2 separate regions of the Homo sapiens genome follow, and region 1 is linked to region 2. Evidence: read pairs that join two places in POLR2A ChIA-PET (ENCODE). Cell type or tissue: HepG2. All regions are shown on one strand. Links, peaks and the distances in the headings refer to the core of each region. The heading gives the core; the rest is flanking DNA. Region 1 overlaps ARHGEF28 (Rho guanine nucleotide exchange factor 28). Region 2 overlaps ARHGEF28 (Rho guanine nucleotide exchange factor 28).

Region 1 (7,083 bases), core at 966-5,965, 140 kb after region 2:
ATACAAAAAATTAGCTGGGTGTGGTGGCAGGTGCCTGTAATCCCAGCTACTTGGGAGGCTGAGGCAGGAGAATTGCTTGAACCCAGGAGGCAGAGGTTGCAGTGAGCCAAGATCACACCATTGCACTCCAACCTGGGCAACAAGAGCAAAACTCTGCCTAAAAAAAAAAAAAACATTAGCTGGGTGTGGTGGTGGGGGCCTGTAATCCCAGCTACTCAGGAGGCTGAGGCAGGAGAATCACTTGAACCCAGGAGAAGGAGATTGCAGTGAACCGAGATCGCACCATTGCACTCTGGCCTGGGTGACAAGAGCAAAACTCTGTCTCAAAAAAAAAAAAAAAAAAGAAAAGAAAATCAAATGTGACTGGTAGATTGTATGGTGCGGAGTCAATCAATTTGATCAGAAAATTTCACACCCCCCTCCTTAATTAATCATATACTACACACACAGACACACACACGGTTCACGTTCTATCCATTCCTAGAATTACCACAAAATTGAAAAATATAATTTGCATAAGACTACATAGTTAGAAAATTGCATAAGACTACATAGTTAGAAAATGGTGTTCAAATGCAGCCTGTACCACTAACCATGATCCTATGTTCCTTTTTAGCCAAGGAATTGAAATATAAACTTTATAAATATGCTTATTTTCTTTTTTTTTTTTTTTTTTTTTTGAGACAGAGTCTTGCTCTGTCACCCAGGCTGGAGTGCAGTGGTGCGATCTTGGCTCACTGCAAGCTCCACCTCCTGGGTTCATGCCATTCTCCTGCCTCAGCCTCCCAAGTAGCTGGGACCACAGGCACCCGTCACCACGCCCAGCTAATTTTTTTGTATTTTTAGTAGAGACAGAGTTTCACAGTGTTCGCCAGGTTGGTCTCAATCTCCTGACCTTGTGATCCGCCTGCCTGGGCCTCCCAAAGTGCTGGGATTACAGGCGTGAGCCACCACACCCGGCTGCTTATTTTCATACTTTATTTTCATTTTCACACAATGGAACCTCAGGCAAGTCTTTTTTCCACCACTGCTTCCTATGAAATGTTGGTCTCCATTTTAAGGAGATTCACATTAAGGGACATCCCTGTGACCCACTCAGTAGAAAAAAAACAGTTTCTTCTACTATAATCTCACAACATGCTTCAGCAGGGGGATGGGGAATTTCCTTGCTTGTTGAAGCAAGCAAGCAATTCTGCAGCAGACACAAGCTGGGTGTCCTCCAATTCCCATACTACCTGGAGATAGCATCAGATCCCACAGGTTGAGGACTCAGTCCCACAAGACTGTCCCACATTTCTGATGCCAATGCAAGTCTCAGGTTGTTTCACCTGTGCTCTGACCAACTGACTATAAATCAGGGATCCCACAACCCTCTCCTTGGGTTTGACTAATTTCCTAGTGTGGCTCACAGAACTCAGGGAAACACTTACATGTACTGGTTTATTATAAAGGATATTACGAAGGGTACAGATGAAGAAATGCATAGGGTGAAGCATGTGGAAAAGGGCAAGGAGCTTCCCTACCCTCCCCTGGGTGTGCCACCCTCCAGGAACCTCCACGTGTTCTGCCATCCAGTAGTTCCAAGAACCCAGTCCTTTTAGGTTTTTAAGGAAGCTTCATTACATAAGCATGACTCATTGCATCATTGGCCATTTGTGATCAGTTTAGTCTTCAGCCCCTCTCTTCTCCCCAGAGGTTGGGGGGTGGAGCTGAAAATCCCAATCCTCTAATCTTCCCTTAGTCTTTCCTGTGACCAGTGCCTATCCTGAAACTACCTAGGGGCTGCCAGCCACCAGTCACCTCATTAGCATAAAAAATACATCATTTGGGAGATTCTAAGGAGTTTAGGCATTGTATGCCAGGAAACAGGAGAAAGAATGAAGTCAAAATACCGTGTATGTTTCACAATATCATACCTGCTATCCTCAGATAAGGGGACCTCGCATGTTCCTGTCCTCACTTTACATATGAGGAAAGAAAAGCTCAGCAAAGTTGTGGCACTTGACTGAGGTCCAGCAGCTAGAAGTGGCTTAGCAGATGTAAATCCAGCCTGTCTGATCCCATCCCATGTTCTCTGTAGCCTCAGCACAAAGTCCTTTTGTAACATACAACTGGTCTGAAAGACAGTGATTTGCTTGGCTAAAAGACAGCAAAAGCTTCACAGTTAGGAATACAGGCTTGGGAACAAGCTGCATTGAATCTCAGCTATGGTATGTTTTGTTTTTGGTTTTGTTTTTGTTTTGAAACAGAGTCTCACTCTGTCACCCAGGCTGGAGAGCAGTGGCACAATCAAGGCTCACTGTAGCCTTGACCTCCCCAGTTCAAGTGATCCTCCCACCTCAGCCCTCTGAGTAGCTGGAACTGCAGGAGCATACCACCACACCCACCTTTTTTTTTTTTTTTTAAAGAGATGGAGTGTCACTCTGTTGCCCAGGCTGGTCTTGAACTCCTGAGCTCAAGCAATCCTCCCACCTCAGCCTCCCAGTGTTGGGATTACAGGTGTGAACCACTGCCCCGGCCTACAGTATGTCTTAATTGCATGACTTTAGGTTCACTATTTTACTTTCCTTGGCCAGTTCCTCGTCTGTCAAGTAGAATTAATCATAGTACCTATCCCAAAGACTGTTGTGACGATTAAGAGATTTGATAGGGTAAAAAGAGAAAAAACTTAGTGTCTACCAGAAACACTAAATGCTAGTTGCAACTATTAACTATTATTATTATTATTACATGTTAAGTATATAAAAGGATTTTTTAAGACTTTGAATATTTATTTCAAATGAAATCACTCAGAATCTCTAAATATTAAACTGACCAAAATGACTCAGCAGTAACTGGTAATTGGGGCCAGGAGGGTCTGAAATAGGCCTACCCAGCTCAGCCTAAACCTGATGGCCCAGAGAAACCTCCAGGGATCAGGAATTCCAAATACATTGTACCAAATAAATGTAAGACATAAAGCTCCACAGAATTTTATTTGATTTTATAGAGCTGAATGGTCCCCCTACAGTTTGAAAATTCAAAGGACAGAGCAACAACTATTGAGGTAATTCTATTTGCCATGTTAGTTTGAAACTTTCTGCATTTGGAAGGAAATGCTGACTCACAGTTCCTTATACTAACCTAGGAATGTAGGCTTATAATTGCATTTCACAACTGTTATACTAACTGGAAAAGAACAGTAAACAGCTGGGAGATAAGGCCAAGTCTAAGTAAAAACCTTCAATGCCAGCACAATGGAAATGGGTAGGGAGACAGTATTTGAAATAAACCTATTATTGAACACACAACAGTGTCTATAGACCTGTTTCAGACTACAGTTATCTACCTGAGTTATGCAGGTCTAAGCTGCTTTAAGTGAAAGGGTTGAATTATTTGGTAAACTCAGTGGGGAGATGTCTGAAGATTAGAAAGGAAACAACAAAGTAACTGTTCACTAAGATCTCATTAATTCAAACTAATGGTGGTTGTGGGGATAGGGAGGAAGGAGAGCCAGTCAGTCTGAAATTGTGCAGCCTAACGTTTATAAAGTACAAAGAGGAGCACAAGCTAGCTGCTAACAAAATGTTCCGCCAAACCTGTCACACTCACTTGTATTTCGCAGGATATATTTGCACACAAAGTGATTAAGCCCTTTAAAAGCTTGTTCTCAATCTATCAGACATCACCTTTACAATCTTACTTATGCTATGAGTCTGTTTAATGTATTGTTCATGTCAACGCAAAGCTCAATCATCACTCAAGCATCATGGGCAAGATACGACCTACCAAGGTATCAATTTCCTCATTAGCAATAAATTTCTAAAGTATGTCTTTCATGTCCAAAACCCAATGTACTGTCACTTACTATGTGCAAAGCACTATGCAGGCCATCTAGGGAAGGATATTAAAATATATAGAATGCTGACTGTATCATTGATGAGCTCAGAATCTAGTTGGGATAATATGATCTACATCCATGAGAAGCTAGAGGATGCAAGGAGGAAGACCACTGGACTGGCAGAACATGGTAATGTCAGGCAAGCATAAACAGATAAAGAAGTTCTGTAAATGGAAAGTCGGAGTTCAGTATGAAGACAGATAAGGACATGCTATCTTTAGGAAACACAAAGGAGTTTGAGGGGTTGAAGCAATAGGTTTATGAACCAGAAAGAGCAAACGTCATCAGCCTCCTATGTTTATACATAATCCATCCTTAAAACACACATACTACATTTGTGACAAAAATGAATAGACTTATAGGGGCCAGGAGTCCTTTTGCCAGAGACCCAGCAATAACACTCTTAATTACACATTTCCTTTTAGCCAGAATTTTCAACAACATATATTCTAGCTTTTCCTACATGTGCTTTACTTTTGCCCTCCCCTCACAATGAAATATATTATCAAGTTCTTTGGGAGGCCAAGGCGGGTGGATCACCTGAGGTCAGGAGTTCAAGACCAGCCTGACCAACATAGTGAAACCCCATCTCTACTAAAAATACAAAAAATTAGCCAGGTGTGGTGGCAGACGCCTGTAATCCCAGCTACTCTGGAGGCTGAGGCAGGAGAATCGCTTGAAACCGGGAGGCGGAGGTTGCAGTGAGCTGAGATCGCGCCACTGCACTCCAGCCTGGGTGACAGAGCGAGATTCCGTCTCAAAAAAAAAAAAAAAAAAAAAAAAAAAAAAAAAAATATATATATATATATATATATATATATATATATATATATATATAATCAAGTTCAATGAAAACCCAGCTGATACTGACAATTCTCTGCTTGGGCACACCTAAGTATCGCTGTATTGTTTCTCACAACTGCATGTGATCATATCAAATTTATCAGATCCTTGCTTCTTCATCAATATCTCATTTCTATTTATTTTCCCCTCATTTTTATAAAGGTAGAGCAAGAAAAGTAATAAATCACATAGACAAGAGTCATGCTGCTAAAACTGAACTGGCGGGTACAAAAGCCCAAAAGTTCATTCATTTGCTGATACCTAAAAGTCTGAGTTCAGTATGAAAAGATTGCTTCTTGTGGAGTAGCTCTTCAATCTATCAACGTTTAAGGTAGCAATCTGGCAATGTCTCCCAGAGAAGTAAAGGAATGTATTACTGTGAAAGGAACACTTGGGTCAGGTCCTAGATAAAGCCTGGCTGAGAAACTTGCTCTTACTTTTGTAAGCTACAGGGTTTCCCACTTTTTACTTTGATGAGGGAGGGTAACTCTCCCTAGAGTCTTATGTGGGATTGCTGGAAATTAATGCAACATTAATTAAGCCATGAGTTCATAACATATGGTCCATCAACAAACTTTATAGAGGCCATGAATTCCATGAAATTAGATGCAAATTATTCTGTGCATGTATATTTTTCTGTCAAGATTCTACAGTTTTCATCGGATTCTCAAGGGCCCGTTAGACCTGAAAAAAAAAGGCTAAGAATGCTTCTTTTAAACCATGCCAGACATCAAAATTTCGCTCTGTGAAAGCCCATGTAAGGAGGATGAAAAGACATGCTCCAGAGTGGGAGAAAATATTTGCAAACCACATATCCATCAAAGGGCTAGTATGCAAAATATATAAAGAACTCTCAAGCAATGCAATTAGAAAATTGACAAAAGACATGAACAGACATTTCACTAAAAAGGATATACAGATGGCAAATGAATATTTTCAACATCATTAGCCATTGGGGAAATGGAAATTAAAATCACAATGAGATATCAATGCATACCATTCAAAATGGCTAACACACAAAAAAAGTGCCATCACCAAATGCTATAGCAGATATGGAAAAACTGGTTTTTTTGCTGGTAGAGATGCAAAACAATAAAGCCACTCTGGAAAGCAGTTTAGCAGTTTCTTAAAACCGAACATGCAACTGCCACCAGCAACTGTGCAAAAGGGCATTTTCTCCTTGGAGAAATAAAATGTGTTCACACAAAAACCTGTACATGATTGTTCATAGCAGTCTTATTTGTAATAGCCAAAAATTAGAATCAGCCCAAATGTCTTTCAACAGGTTAATGGTTAAACTTCAGTATTATAGATAATACAGAAACCAGAGCAATGTATACTACATATCAATAAAAGGGAGCAAACTATTGATACATACGAGAACATGGATGAAACTTCAGGAAATTATGCTGAGCGATAAAAGCCAATCCTAAAGGTTACAGTCTGTATAATTCCATATATATAATATTTTTAAACGAAAAATTTATAGATACGGAAGACAGTGGCAGATTAGTGGTTGCCAAAGGTTAGACACCACACTGGGGGAAGGGAGATGGCTCTGACTATAAAAGGGTAACAGGAGGGATCCTTGTGGTTTTGGAACTGTTCAGTATCTTGGCTGTGGTTGTAGATACATGAACTTACACAAATGACAAAATGTTATTGAAATTTTAAAACACACATACTAAAATATAAGTAAAACTGGCCTAGCACCGTGGCTCACACCTGTAATCCCAGCACTGTGGGAGGCCAAAGCGGGTGGACCACTTGAAGTCAGGAGTTCAAGACCAGCCTGGCCAACATGGCAAAACCCTGTCTCTACTAAAAATACAAAAATTAGCTGGGTGTGGTGGTGCATGCTTGTAATCCCAGCTACTCGGGAGGCTGAGTCACCAGAATTGCTTGAATCTGGGAGGCAGAGGTTGCAGCTAGCTGTGCCACTGCACTCCAGCCTGGATGACAGAGTGAGACTCTGTCTCTAAATAAATAAATAAATAAATAAAGTAAAACTTAGTAAAGTTGAATGAGATGGATAAAATTGTGTCAATGTCTATATTCGTTGTTATATTAAGACTACAACACGTCTGAATATAGCTTTATAAAATGTTTCCATTGTGGGAACTAGGCAGAGTATACAAAGTATCTCTATTGTTTCTTACAATTGATAACATGTGTCAATGTCTAGATTGGTTGTTATATTAAGACTACAAGAAGTCTGAATATAGTTTTATAAAATGTTTCCATTGGGGGAATTGGGCAGAGTATACAAAGTATCTCTACTGTTTCTTACAACTGCATGTGGGTCTACAATTACATCAATTAAAATTTCAATTAAAAATTATGCTAGAATGTATGCCTCC
Region 2 (7,083 bases), core at 1,057-6,056:
AAGGTTGTCAAGCTTTCTGGTATGCATTGCCTTCTTTGGCAATTGTAGCCTGGTTTTGCACCAGCAAAAAGAAAACAAATGTTCACACTATGTGTCACTGGAAAGGCAGCATATGATATGAGCTGGGGAAGGAGAGAACGAGGGAAGTTGCACAAGTGGATAAAAGGCATAAAGGAATAAACATTTCAACATTTCCTGGGGCCTAATGATTTATACTAAAGTATGCATTTTAAAGATTGAATGACAATTATGAGAACCTTGGGTAAAGCCTAATTCCTGTATTTTTCAATCGTTGATTAATAAGCAATACATTTCTTGATTGAATCTCCTATTTAAAAAAAACAAAAACAAAACAAAACAAAAAAACAGAAAATCAGGCATTCCTGGAGCCCTTGAAGTGGAACAGTAATGGATTCTGGCCCACTCCAATCATTAACTGCTGGGCCGCTAGTATGGCCTGTCCTGGGGCTGCCTATGCAAGGAACAAGCCAACTTTTGCAGACCCTAGGAGTACATCTTGGGCAGCCTGGTTTTAACTGCTTTCATCATGCTCCGCTCTGGACATGGGTCATTTCCAAAGGCACTGCTTCTAAGTCACATCCTCTTACCTTCCCGCTGAAGGCATAAGGATAAGAAAGTACTAGATATACTTTTGAATTGAAATATGGTATTAGCGAGTTTCTGCTAATGTTATTTTCCTCTTGTTACCAAATCCTTGCTCTAAATTTTCACATCACTCCCTCCACAAGCCAGTAACATATATGTGTTCAGGACAAGGAAAGAGCAAGAGAGCATATCAGACATTATTTCTGACCTAACTCAAGAGAGGTTTGCCAACAAGCCAGTAATTCCAAGCTCTCAAAGCCACTTTCATGATTTCTCAGGTGACTTGAACCTACATATGAGAATGATGTTGGTGGTGATTAGAAGGAAGGGAAGAATGATTAAGAAATTCAAGCCACCTCAGTTTTAAAGACTGACAAAAATACTTATGATATCCTGTAAGCGACAAGAGACTACAGTTCACAAACTGGCCATCAGGATAAAAAACCAAGTCCCTTATATTTCTCCCACTATATGGAGGGGGCATGTCTGGGTCCTGGGAGATGGGTCCCCATGTTAAGATCCCTGTAAGCAGAGACAGCATCTGTGAGGGTCATTACTTCACCATACCCTCAAGAACAGTGCCTGGCACCCCCCACCCCAGATGTTTGTTGAACATATGAATAACACCCCCTCATCTGTCAAATGAGGGAATTGGACCAGATCATCTCTAAGGCCCTTTAGGCTCTAAGGATCTGTGATGCTGGGACTCTGTCCAGCTCGCATTACAGCATGACCAAACCCGCTCTTCATAACTAAATCACCATGATTTAATAAAGAACGCAAGTGTGAAACATGGTCTAACAATCCCCACCTCTCTGCTACCAACCTTATTTTCACTCATCTTTTATCAGTGGCAAATAGTTAATCATCTCCATATCCCAGGTACCTGCTTTCACTTGAGTCATGTTTAATTTATACATAGCTATGCTATGACTTTCTGTTGCAGCTCGTACTGGCCATGCTTCAACTTTGGATTTAAAAGGAGAGCATGATAAATGCATTCCCTACAACTCCAATGGATTCTCAAAGTTCTCCACTGGCCTCCTCATCATTAATCCCATGTCTCTCCAGTGTTGGGCTGCCCAGGCCCCAACAACACTGGGCCACATAAATACAAAACTAAATAAAGCAGATTACAACCCAAATTTAACTGGGTTAGAATTGACACAGAGATTTGGTAGACTCTACAGAACGGTACCTATCCTCAAGAAGCTCTCAATATACCAGAACTGATAATATTCACTCCAAAGTAATAATGACTTTGTGTATCTCCTCCCTCAAAAACAATTTACATGGTTTTTTATTTACTATTCAGGAATAATTTCAAACTTACAGAAAAGCTCAAGGATATCCACTATTTTTTTTAAAAAAGCTGAAAGAATAACAGCAGCACAAAAAAATAGCAATATATACTATTTACCCAGATTTACATATTGTTAACATTTGACTGCATTTTCTATTTGTGTACGAGCTTGTTTTTATAAGCGCATGCTTGTGCTCATATATATATATATATATATACCCCCTGAATCATTTAACAGTAAGTTACATATATCATGGCCTTTTAATATACGACTGTATCCACCAAAGATACACAGGCTTTCGTGTTGAAATTTTTTTCAGTCTGTTCCTTATAACATCTATAAAATCAATAAAATAGAAAAATCAATTTTCTTAGATAAAAAGTAAAATTAATCTTTAAAACATTAATTTTAATGTCTTAAAATTGTATATTGAATATAAGCTATTAAAGTCTTCAATGATAGAATTTAAAGGATGGCAGCTGAGCAACATGAAAAATGTGTTCAGGCTGAGTCTTTCTACTAGCCCTAGACGGTAAATGCATCTTATTCCTGGGGTTGGCCTTGATCTAAGCTAAAGAGCAAACAAGCCAAATAAACACTTCTATTGTATTTCAGAAGGAAGAAAGAAGATGCTTGAAGCTAAGCTGGTTTGCTGACAACTGCTAGCGTCCATCCTCCTCTGGGAGAAGCACAGGGTGACAGGGTAAGCCATCCTGCTCCCTAGAACAGGTATGCTCCCGAAGGACAGCACTGCAGAGGCAACCCGCTTAGAAACACCTTTTCTGCTTGTAAGCTTATGAAAATGTTCCTTTTCTCCTTGAATTGAAAACATAAGCACACGCGTCCCTGCACAAGACAAGAACGGGGAAGGATTACACACTATCTTATTTTTTTAAACCTCAGAAGGCAACAATCACTGCCAGCTAAGCCCAGCCGAGGATGGGATAACAGCTTCTCAGGGCACTTCCTCTACACCCTAACACCAGCTTGCTCCTTGTTTCCATGGCCCACACTACAACAAGAATGGATTGCAAGTAAGAGAGAATAAGTAATGTAAACCCATTCCATTATCAATCACGCTCAGATAAATGGCTCTTCTTCCTTCAGCAGTAAAGGATTTTACTTACTTGATCATTATTTTTAGTAAACTATTTACAATGTGACTGTATTCTCTGAAGATACACAGGCTTTTGTGTTGAAAGTATTTTTTTCAACTCCTTTCCTTATAACATCTATAAAATCAATAAAATAGTATAAAATAGAAAAATTTTCTTAATTACAAAAATTTTTTTAAATTACTATACACTTGAAAACTAAAACAAAAGATGCAGAAGCTGGGTATGAAACACATGCGTATTCTCTGCAAATCCCACTAAGACTGAACATGTTTAAATCAACAGGACTGTTTATTGCCAAGGTAACTCCAAGGTAATTCTGAAGAAGTGAATCCAAAACATTTACCTTATACTAAACTCCCTTCTTTTTTTTTTTTTTTTTAAAGAGAATTGCACATACATAATAACACCAAGGTAGGTAGATTCAAAGTGAAAGGAACATAAGAAGAATTAGTAGGTTTGCCTCAGAAACCTATATGTATCTGTACAGTGAGTGTTTTATAAAGGCACGTATAAACACGCGCTACATTGGAAAAACAGTCTGGCAAAGAAACACGGAAAAGAAAGAATAGGATGTCTGGTTTTGCCCGTGAAGGAAAGAAAAGATACTGCAATCTACCTTGTTTGGACGTCCTTCTTCGAATCTTCATTTTGGGAAAGGAAGGCCACGAGTAGTTAAAAGGTGAGTCGGAGTCAGAATCCATCTTTTTGTTTTGGTGAAATCAACAGATGAAACAGTAGAGACTCAGGAAGAACTCGGGGCGTCCCCAGCCAGGAGGCAAGCCTCCCCATGTGATGTAAAGGGAAGGAATGAGATTGGATGAAATAGCTCCTGCACACCAGGGAGGGAAAGGCAATAAATGTTTTGCTTCCTTCGGGCATTCAGGCGTGTAGACCGACAAGGAGGCTGTAAATATTAAAGCCAAACTAGGGAAGTAAAGGAGGGAGAAGTGGGGGAGCTAAGAGTGGCTGAAACACTGCAGTCCACTTATTCAAAAGGTCATTGGGAGCAAATGAATCATTAACTCCCCTCTTCTGGTTGCTGGAAATGGAAATGAAGGAGGAAGGTAACTGGGAATTGAAAGAGAGCTGCCTGTGATTCAAGAAAAGCCTCCCAGTGCAGGCTTGTTTTGCTCGGAGTGAGAATATTGCTTCTCAGAAGAGCTACCCGGTGCCGTGTTAGATAAAGGTTGAGGTTTATGTGTGTGGACAGCCAGAAAGCTTGATCCCCAGGCAAATGAAGGCCAGCAGACTCCAGGAAGAGCTCTTTCCAGAGCAGACTATTCTTTCATACCATTGGCAGCTTGGGCAGCTTTTCGGATCTAAGAACCAAAACAGCTCTCATAATTCATTTAACAATCCAGTCTCACCGCCCTTTTAATCCTAATGTGGTTGGAAGTTTTAACTTTTATATAGATTGTACTCATTTCATTAGATTTATACAAAGTTATCTACCACTGTTTAGCACAATTGGGGTATTTCCATATTGGTACTGTCACCAAGTCTGGCCGTCAATCATCAGGATTTTGGTGCCTTTATAGCTCCGATCTAAACTTTCAGTCCACCTCAATAGAGCTGGTGACTAATTTACCACAAACCAACAGTTCTTGCCGTCTCCCTGAACAATTCTCCAGTAATTAGCATTCAGGAGAAGCTCATTACTGCCTCCCCATAAATCGTGGCACTGCTCAGGCTCACTTCTCCGCTTCCTATAGGCACATAGATATCCATGCCCCAAATAAGCTCAAGCACAACAGCCGAGATCTGCAGTGGAAAAAAAGGATATCCCAAATGTTATCAGGCAGTCTCTTTTAAGCATTTCTTTTAGTAGAAACAATAGCAAGAAATGTTTGTTTTGTTTTGTGAGGTCACCTGATGTCCAAATAAACTAAACGACATTGGAAACATACAATATGAGGATCCATTAAGTCTGCAGACTTAGAAGGTGACAGTATGTGTCTTAATTAACATTCATTTCTTTGCTTCAGTTATTTCCTAAATTGTCGGTACTACTGTGCCACGCTGTGTAAGAAAATAGCTGCATAGCCTGCTCCATGGAAGCTAATCCTGTCTGATTGGGTAGGGGTTGAGTGAGGCATACAGGGAGAAGAGGAGAAAGGGGAGAGACCACTTAATTTCAAATTTAAATCAAAATCAGAATTACATAAATCACTACTGTGTTTTTATATAGTTTGTCACATAAACATACAACTAAAACAAAATACAACTAGAGTATAGTTACAAACATTGCAACTAAGTGGAAAGAAATACTGATACATTTTCTATTTTGTGGCTTTTTTTTTTTTTTTTTTGAGACAGGCTCACTCTGTCGCCTAGGCTGGAGTACAGTGGCAGGATCTCGGCTCATTGCAACCTCTGCCTCCTGGGTTCAAGCAATTCTCCTGCCTCAGCCTCCTGAGTAGTTGCGTCTACAGGCATGCACCACCACACCCGGCTAATTTTTGTATTTTTAGTAGAGATGTGTTATTTCTACGTCAGCCAGGCTGGTCTCGAACTCCTGACCTCACGTGATCCACCCACCTTGGCCTCCCAAAGTGCTGATTACAGGCGTGAGCCACCATGCCAAGCCTGTGGCTTTTAATTAGGTGAATAAGTACGTATTATTCTCAACCAGCTGGGTATAATTATAAGGATATGTAACTTTCAGCCCTTATATCCAGTAAAAGAGTTTTAGTCCATATGGATCTTTAATTAGAAAATATACCAAATCTTGTGGAAGAGCATTTACATTCACTCTTGATTTTAGAGCACAGAATGGTGCCTAGGACGCTGTAGGCAATTGCTGAAAGAATGAATGATTTACAATAGTCGGTCTGCCATGTCAATGACCTTTACCCTGTGGATGAAGAACCTTTACATGACAACTGATTAAAAACACATATTTTGACAAAAACATCTACAAGAACTATTATAAAGTGTTTAAAATATATATTTGTATTTTATTTAGCACAACAGTTGTAAAAAGGACAGTACTTCTGGGTAGAGAAAACCCATTGTTCTGAGGCTGCAGACAATGATGGGAGTGTGCATAGGTCTATGGCCTTTTGGCTGCTTCTAAGTTGTCTGTAGACCAAGGAAAGGGGACCTTCACTAGTGTGGACAATCACCAAACCAAAATAGTGTTGGATCAGGAGATACTGTTATTTTTCTTCAGCTCTACTTGCTACCATTAAAGAATCCTTTGAAATGCAAAATTTCCAAGGCGGTTAGAAATACTAAAGTCCTCATCCTGAATTGGTAGGAGTGGGTTTTGTAGCTCCTTGCTACACATGCTAAACCTCTACTATACCATCCCCTTAACTAAAGGTATAGGAATACTATACTTCTTACAGTTGACTGATGCTATGGGAAAGAGAAAGACATGTTTCTTATTAAATTACAAACAGAACAAAAGTAATACAATCTATAGGGGCTCCCTAACTTGTTTTATTAAGTTGGTCAGAAATGTGACAAAGCGTTCAGAAGACTACAAATGTAGAGAAAGCAGAATCGGGGGCAGAATTTCTCAGAGGCATCAGAATGGAGGAAGGGGCCTGAGGGAAAACTGTTCATTTTAAATGCAGATTATGAGATTCCCATCCCAGATGTGTTGAATCAATCTCTCTGAGGGTGGCCCAGGAATCTGCAATAATTTACAACAAGCACCACCCCTATGCCAAGCAATTCTCATGCCTATTGAAGTTTTAGAGTCACTCAACTAGGAGGTAGATAAACCCCACATCAGCAAGTTACTGGAATAGGCTGTTCCTCCCGTGACTACCAGTGACAGGTCAGAAGAACTTCAGGGCAATATAGACAAAGAGAGAGATGAAAAAAACTGCATAAAAAGTATTTCTATTAGCTGAGATTCCAGACAGATTCATCCTAATCTTATTCTTCCAAATGCAGTCCTTGTTGACCAGTTACATATCAAGTGATTCTTGATGTCAAAATTATTCTGAAACAGTATTGAACGACCTAACCAATACATGTGAGACACCCAACTGACATATGTGAAAATAACTCAGATATCAAAAGAAGAGACTTTCCAATGTACT

Evidence for each region. ChIA-PET counts read pairs that join two places held together with the same protein. Peaks named below come from ENCODE experiments on the same cell type or tissue, not always from the same donor. Only the 100,000 strongest peaks of a DNase experiment are listed, where the experiment ranks them.
Region 1: POLR2A ChIA-PET joins it to region 2 with 8 read pairs; 5 of 35 experiments call an interaction of 5 or more read pairs at or near these places.

Annotation. Positions count from the first base shown.
Region 1 is chr5:73,669,330-73,676,412 of GRCh38, reverse strand. All of the region lies in intron 1 of ARHGEF28 (Rho guanine nucleotide exchange factor 28), which reads right to left. Among named protein-coding and RNA genes, the nearest start is that of ARHGEF28, 47 kb to the right of the region's middle. In HepG2, for the core only: no CTCF peak of the experiment used is centred there; DNase peaks (open chromatin) are centred at 2,082 and 3,162.
Region 2 is chr5:73,810,235-73,817,317 of GRCh38, reverse strand. The region is part of intron 9 of ARHGEF28 (Rho guanine nucleotide exchange factor 28); the gene reads right to left. Among named protein-coding and RNA genes, the nearest start is that of ARHGEF28, 190 kb to the right of the region's middle. In HepG2, for the core only: no CTCF peak of the experiment used is centred there; a DNase peak (open chromatin) is centred at 3,967; H3K4me3 peaks cover 3,818 bases.